Regions from separate parts of the Homo sapiens genome. Here region 2 is linked to region 1. The links are chromatin loops, found by intact Hi-C in ENCODE. Cell type or tissue: gastrocnemius medialis. All regions are shown on one strand. Each heading gives the region's core, and the rest is flanking DNA. Links, peaks and the distances in the headings are about the cores only. Region 1 overlaps SLC25A25 (solute carrier family 25 member 25). Region 2 overlaps ZBTB43 (zinc finger and BTB domain containing 43).

The links. Peaks named below come from ENCODE experiments on the same cell type or tissue, not always from the same donor. Only the 100,000 strongest peaks of a DNase experiment are listed, where the experiment ranks them.
Region 2: a loop joins it to region 1, with 15 times the contacts of the local background. A loop is called at or near these places in 1 of 110 quality-filtered maps.

The regions. Positions count from the first base shown.
Region 1 is chr9:128,077,220-128,079,719 of GRCh38, forward strand. All of the region lies in intron 1 of SLC25A25 (solute carrier family 25 member 25), which reads left to right. Among named protein-coding and RNA genes, the nearest start is that of SLC25A25, 10 kb to the left of the region's middle. In gastrocnemius medialis, for the core only: no CTCF peak of the experiment used is centred there; a DNase peak (open chromatin) is centred at 1,412; H3K4me3 peaks cover 487 bases; H3K27ac peaks cover 1,688 bases.
Region 2 is chr9:126,811,647-126,815,083 of GRCh38, forward strand. The region is part of intron 2 of ZBTB43 (zinc finger and BTB domain containing 43); the gene reads left to right. Among named protein-coding and RNA genes, the nearest start is that of ZBTB43, 8.3 kb to the left of the region's middle. In gastrocnemius medialis, for the core only: no CTCF peak of the experiment used is centred there; a DNase peak (open chromatin) is centred at 1,555; H3K27ac peaks cover 2,500 bases.

The sequences.
Region 1 (2,500 bases), core at 1-2,500:
TACGCTGATTGAAAGAAGCCAGTCGCGGCCGGGCGCGGTGGCTCACGCCTGTAATCCCAGCACTTTGGGAGGCCAAGTCGGGTGGATCACGAGGTCAGGGGATCGATACCACGGTGAAACCCCGTCTCTACTAAAAATACAAAAAAAATTAGCCGGGCGCGGTGGCGGGCGCCTGTGGTCCCAGCAACTCGGGAGGCTGAGGCAGGAGAATGGCGTGAACCCGGGAGGCGGAGCTTGCAGTGAGCCGAGATCGCGCCACTGCACTCCAGCCTGGGCGACAGAGCAAGACTCCGTCTTAAAAAAAAAAAAAGCCAGTCGCAAAGATCATGCACTGTATGATCCATTTAGGTGAAAGTCCAGAATGGAGAAGTCTACAGAGACAGAAAATTGAGTAGTACTTGCCTACCTGGGAGTGGGGTACTGGCGGGTAGAGAGATAGGAAGGTGAGATGAGGTTTCTTTTTGAGGTGTTGGAAATATTCTCAAGTTGACTGGAGTGATGGTTGCACATATCCGTGAAGATACTGAGAACCACTGAACTGTATACTTTAAATGGGTGGCTCATGCCTGTAATCCCAGCACTTTGGGAGGCTGGTCAGGAGTTCGAGACCAGCCTGGCCAACATGTAGAAACCCCAGCTCTACTAAAAATACAAAAATTAGCCGAGCATGGTGGCACACATCTGTAATCCCAGCTACTCGGGAGGCTGAGGCAGGAAAATTGCTTGAACCTGGGAGTTGGAGGTTGCAGTGAACCGAGACTGCGCCACTGCACTCCAGTCTGGTCAACAGAGTGAGACTCTGTCTCAAAAAAAAAAAAAAGGGTGATTTGTATGGTATGAGACCTGGGTTCAAATGTTCCTTCTGCTGCTTGCTAGCTGAGTGACCTTGAACAAATGACTCACCCTCTCCAAGTCTGTTTCCTTATCAGAAACTTGTTGGTATGAGGACCTACTGCATAAGGGGGGTGTGTGGGTTAAATTAGATAAAGCATAGAAAGAGCCCAGGACTGGGTCTGGCACATATTCACCAAGTGACTTCCCCATTGGTTCTTTGAAAATAAGGTGCCCAGAATTGGTCAGAATCACCTATATTTTGCCCCTAGTTTGCTTAGGTGAAAAGCGAAAGGCAAGGGAGGGCAAAGCCTGGGGACATCAGCATTAAAGGGTGTGTGGCACCCAGGGAGACATAGCCCCACCCCAGCAACCTGGAGAGGGAGAAGCTTCCGTGGTGTGGAAGGGGATGTCCGCTGTGGAAAACCTGGGCTCTGTGGACATCAAAATGAGCAAAGAAACAATAAAAAGTTGTAGTAGACTCACTCACTCTATCTACACAAAAAGACGTCTTTGGGGCCCGCATGCTTTCCCTGGACAGAAACCGGACCTCCTCATCTTGCAAGCCTGTTGCCCTCTCAGAAGCCGTGGATCGTCTTTCCTAAGTACAGAGTTGACCTTGAAGTTGTGAAAGTGGAAGCTCAAGTGGAGCTTACTTCAAAGCTTTGGAGATTATCTCACTAACCAGCATTACTTTGCAGAAGTGGGACTAAGGCTCGGAGGCTGGGTTGCTTGGAGGCCAAGCCAGTTCCAGAACCCAGGATTTTGACTCTGCCCCATTTAGCTCAATGCAGTGCCGCCTTCCTTCTTTGACTGTGGACACTTAACTTGCCTTTAAAACTTGGCCACATTTATTTTCATAGTTTATGACATTGACATACCTGTGCATAACTCTGTCTCAGCATTTTAAGGCCCTGGTGGTGCACAGGAAGCCGTGACTAAAATGATAGGTACACTGTTCCTAATACGGGATATAAAAGACTCAACACCACACCTGACAAAAGAAGCTGTTGTCTTAAAGATGCATCTTCCTTTAAAGTAAATGAATAACAAAGGTAGGCCATAAGGAGCTTCTTATCTACTTTAAGCTCTTGGCTGGCTTTTCCAGGAAGTTTGAGGAGATAAATCATGACTCATTTTCTGCAGGGTCAGTGGGGAAACTGGAGAGGTGGCTGTCCCTGTTCCTGCCGGTGCCTGAAGCTTTCAGTGTTGTTCCATCACACTCTGGCTCCATACCTTTCCTCCTGTCCTCCCTCCCTGTTGGCTGGAGTCTAATGTGACACTTCTTCCAAAACACAGAACCGCCTACATTGTGTAAGAAGACTCTCAAAAACCATTGATTGAAATGCTGCTGATGCCAAAAAAAAAAAAAAAAAAAAAAGGGTGGAGAGAGGGTAGTTTAGATCACCAAGAATAAGAACCAACTGGCTGGGCGTTGTGGCTCACGCCTGTAATCCCAGCACTTTGTGAGGCCAAGGCAGGTGGATCACTTGAGGTCAGGAGTTCGAGACCAGCCTGGCCAACTGGCAAAACCTTGTCTCTACTAAAAATACAAAAAAAAAAAAAAAAAAAAAAAATTAGCCGGGCCTGGTGGCGCATGCCTGTAATCCCAGCTACTGGGGAGGCTGAGGTAGGAGAATTGCTTAAAAAACCCAGGAGGGGCCAGGCG
Region 2 (3,437 bases), core at 32-2,531, 1.3 Mb before region 1:
ATGGAGTCTCACTCTGTCGCCCAGGCTGGAGTGCAGTGGGGTAATCTTGGCTCACTGCAGCCTCCGCCTCCTGGGTTCAAGTGATTCTTCTGCCTCAGCCTCCCGAGTAGCTGGGACTACAGGCACCCACCACCACACGCAGCTAATTTTTGTGTTTTTAGTAGAGACGGGGTTTCACCATATTAGTCAGGCTGGTCTCGAACTCCCGACCTTGTGATCCACCCACCTCGGCCTCCCGAAGTGCTGGGATTACAGGCGTGAGCCACCGCACCCGGCCACATTACTCTTTTTTAAACAGCTTTACAGAGACATAATTCATAAGTAATAAAGAGGTTTTTTTTTTGGTATATTCACAGATTTGTATACCCATCACCACAATCTAATTTTAGAACTTTTGTCTCCCCTCAAAGAAACCCAGTTAGCAGTTGCTCCCCATTTCTTCTACCTGTAGCCACGAATCTACTTTCTGTCTCTATGGATTTGTCTATTCTGGACATTTCATATAAGTGGAGTCATACAAGATACGGCCTTTTGTGTCCGACCTCTTTCATTTAGCATAACGTTTTCAAGTGCCAGCCGTGTTGTCACATCTATCAGTATTTCGTTCTTTTTTATTGCCAAACATCCTATTCTAAGGATATATCCTGTTTGTTTATCCAGTCATAAGTTGATGGAGCTTATGATGGTTTTCACTTTTTGGCTTTTAAGAATAATGCAGTTATGAACATTCATGTACGAGTTTTAGTGTGGACATCATATGTTTTCATTTTTCTTGGGTATGTACCTAGGAGAATTGTTGAATTAACGTGGTAACTCTATGTTTAACTCCCTGAGGTGCTGTCACACTGCTTTCCACAGTAGCTGTACCATTTTACATGCCCACCAGCAATGTATGGAGGTTATAATACCTACACATCCTCACCGACACCTGTTATTGTCTGTCTGTCTTTTGACAGCCATTTTAGTGAGTGAAAAGGGATGTTTAGTAGTTTTGATTTGCATTTTTCTAATTACTAATGATGTTGAGTGGTTTTCATATGCTTATAGGTTATTTGTATATCTTCTTTGGAGAAATGTCTCTTCAGATCCTTTATCTGTTTTTCAGTTGGGTTATTTATCTTTTTATTATTGAGTCATAAGAGTTCTTGAGGTATTCTGGATGCAAGTCACTCATTAGTTACATGATCTGCAAATAATTTCTCCTATTCTGTGGGTTGTGTGTTCACTTTCTTGATGGTATCATTTGTACCTTGTACTACTGCTGTATCTTCCTGCTGACCAGTTCTGTCAGTCTCATCAATGCCACCCCTTTTCCATACCCACTGTTACTTTTTTTTTTTTTCTTTTTTTTGAGATGTAGTTTTGCTCTTGTTGCCCAGGCTGGAGTGCTTTGGCATGATCTCGGCTCACTGCAACCTCCGCCTCCCAGGTTCAAGCAGTTCTGCTGTCTCAGCCTCCCGAATAGCTGGGATAACAGATGTGTGCCACCACGCCCGGCTAACTTTGTATTTTTAGTAGAGACAGGGTTTCACCATGTTGGCCAGGCCGGTCTGGAACTCCTGACTTCGAGTGATCCACGTGCCTCAGCCTCCCAAAATGCTGGGATAAAAGACGTGAGCCACCATGCCTGGCCCCACTGTTACTTTTATTACTACCTAGACTACACTTATTGAAATCCTATAATTAGCTTCTACTTCAGACTTTCTCCTGCTTTAGTCCGTCAGCAGATCAACCTTCCTTAACCATGCCTCACAGCACGTCACTTAGAAGTTTTCAGTGCTGCCCCAATGTAGACGTCTCATTCGGCTTTTTCTAGATTTATCTCCCATCACTCATTGTCACTCATAGAAGGAAGCACAAGTAATGATGTGTGTGTCACCAGGGTTAGTCTTGAGTGAAAGAGAGCCGAGGGAGATCTGAAATGGCTTTCTGATGGTAATTTCACCATAATCTAGGATCTTGCCGTTAGTGTGATTGGACCAATAACTCAGTGTCTTCAACATATCATACTTATGATGTACCAAACCCGCAAGAGATTAAAGTATACAAACCAGAATGCCATGTGATTTATAATTTTTCTTTCTATGTTAATAAGTGAGATTGGCTTGTAGGGTTTTTTTTGTTGTTGGCCAATTTTGATACCAGAGTTTTGTATAAAATTTATGAATTTTCTCCTACCCTATTGCCTTGTCCTCTTCTCCCCCTCTACTTTTTACATTTCTAGTTTTATCATATTGTGTAATCCATTGTATAGTCACATGTAATCAAATGTGCCCTGTGCATTTCCGCTTTGGAGAATTTATTGATGTTCTCTGTAGCCACGTATATTATCATTTTTGTAAATGTCCTACAGACAGTAGAAAAGGAGTATTATTTGTAGAGTATATAGGTATTGCATTAAATTAGCTTTATTGATAGCTGTCTAAACCTATAGATTCTTGTCCTTTGCCTACTTGATTTATTAAGAATTAAAGAGGGATACTTATATTTCCTGCTACAATTACAGTTCTGTTACTGTTGCCTTATTTTCTAACATTGTACTCTGACACATAAAAGTTCACAGAGTAAACTTCATTGTGAATTATAGGTTTCATCAGTTAACAATAAACTTTCATCCTGATTTTTACAGATGAAATTTACATCTGTAAAATTTTTACAGATGAAATTTACATCTGTAAAATGTAAATTTTACATCTGTAAAAATTTTACAGATGAAATTTACAAAGTAAATTTACATTGAAATTTACTTTGATATTAGTATTGTGTTGCTTGACTTTTGTTTTCATGTGACTTTTTTTTTTTTAAACTTTTGACCTTTTTGGTGATAAATTCTTTCAACTTTTCTATGTCTGAAAAAGTATTTTGGGCCGGGCGCGGTGGCTTACGCCTGTAATCCCAACACTTTGGGAGGCCGAGGTGGGCAGATCACGAGGTCAGGAGATCGAGACCATCCTGGCTAACACAGTGAAACACTGTCTCTACTAAAAATACAAAAAATTAGCCGGGCATGGTGGTGGATGCCCGTAGTCCCAGCTACTTGGGAGGCTGAGGCAGGAGAATGGTGTGAACCCAGGAGGCGGAGCTTGTAGTGAGCTGAGATTGCACCACTGTACTCCAGCCTGGGCAACAGAGCAAGACTCTGTCTAAAAAAGAAAGAAAGAAAGAAAGAAAAAGTATTTTGCCTTCACTTTGAAGATACTTTCATGGGTATAGAATTCTAAGTTGACAGGCCTTTCCGCCCCCTCCCCCACCTTCATTTCAGTATTTTAAAATGGTCTCCTGTCTCCTGGCTTGCATTGCTTCTGAGGTTCTCTGTACACAAGGGGCCTTTTTTTTGTCTGGCTGCTTTTAAGATTTTCTCCACTGATTTTAAGTGATTTGATTATGATGTGCCTTGCTGTAGTTTTTTTCATGTTTCTTGTGCTTGGAGTTTGTTG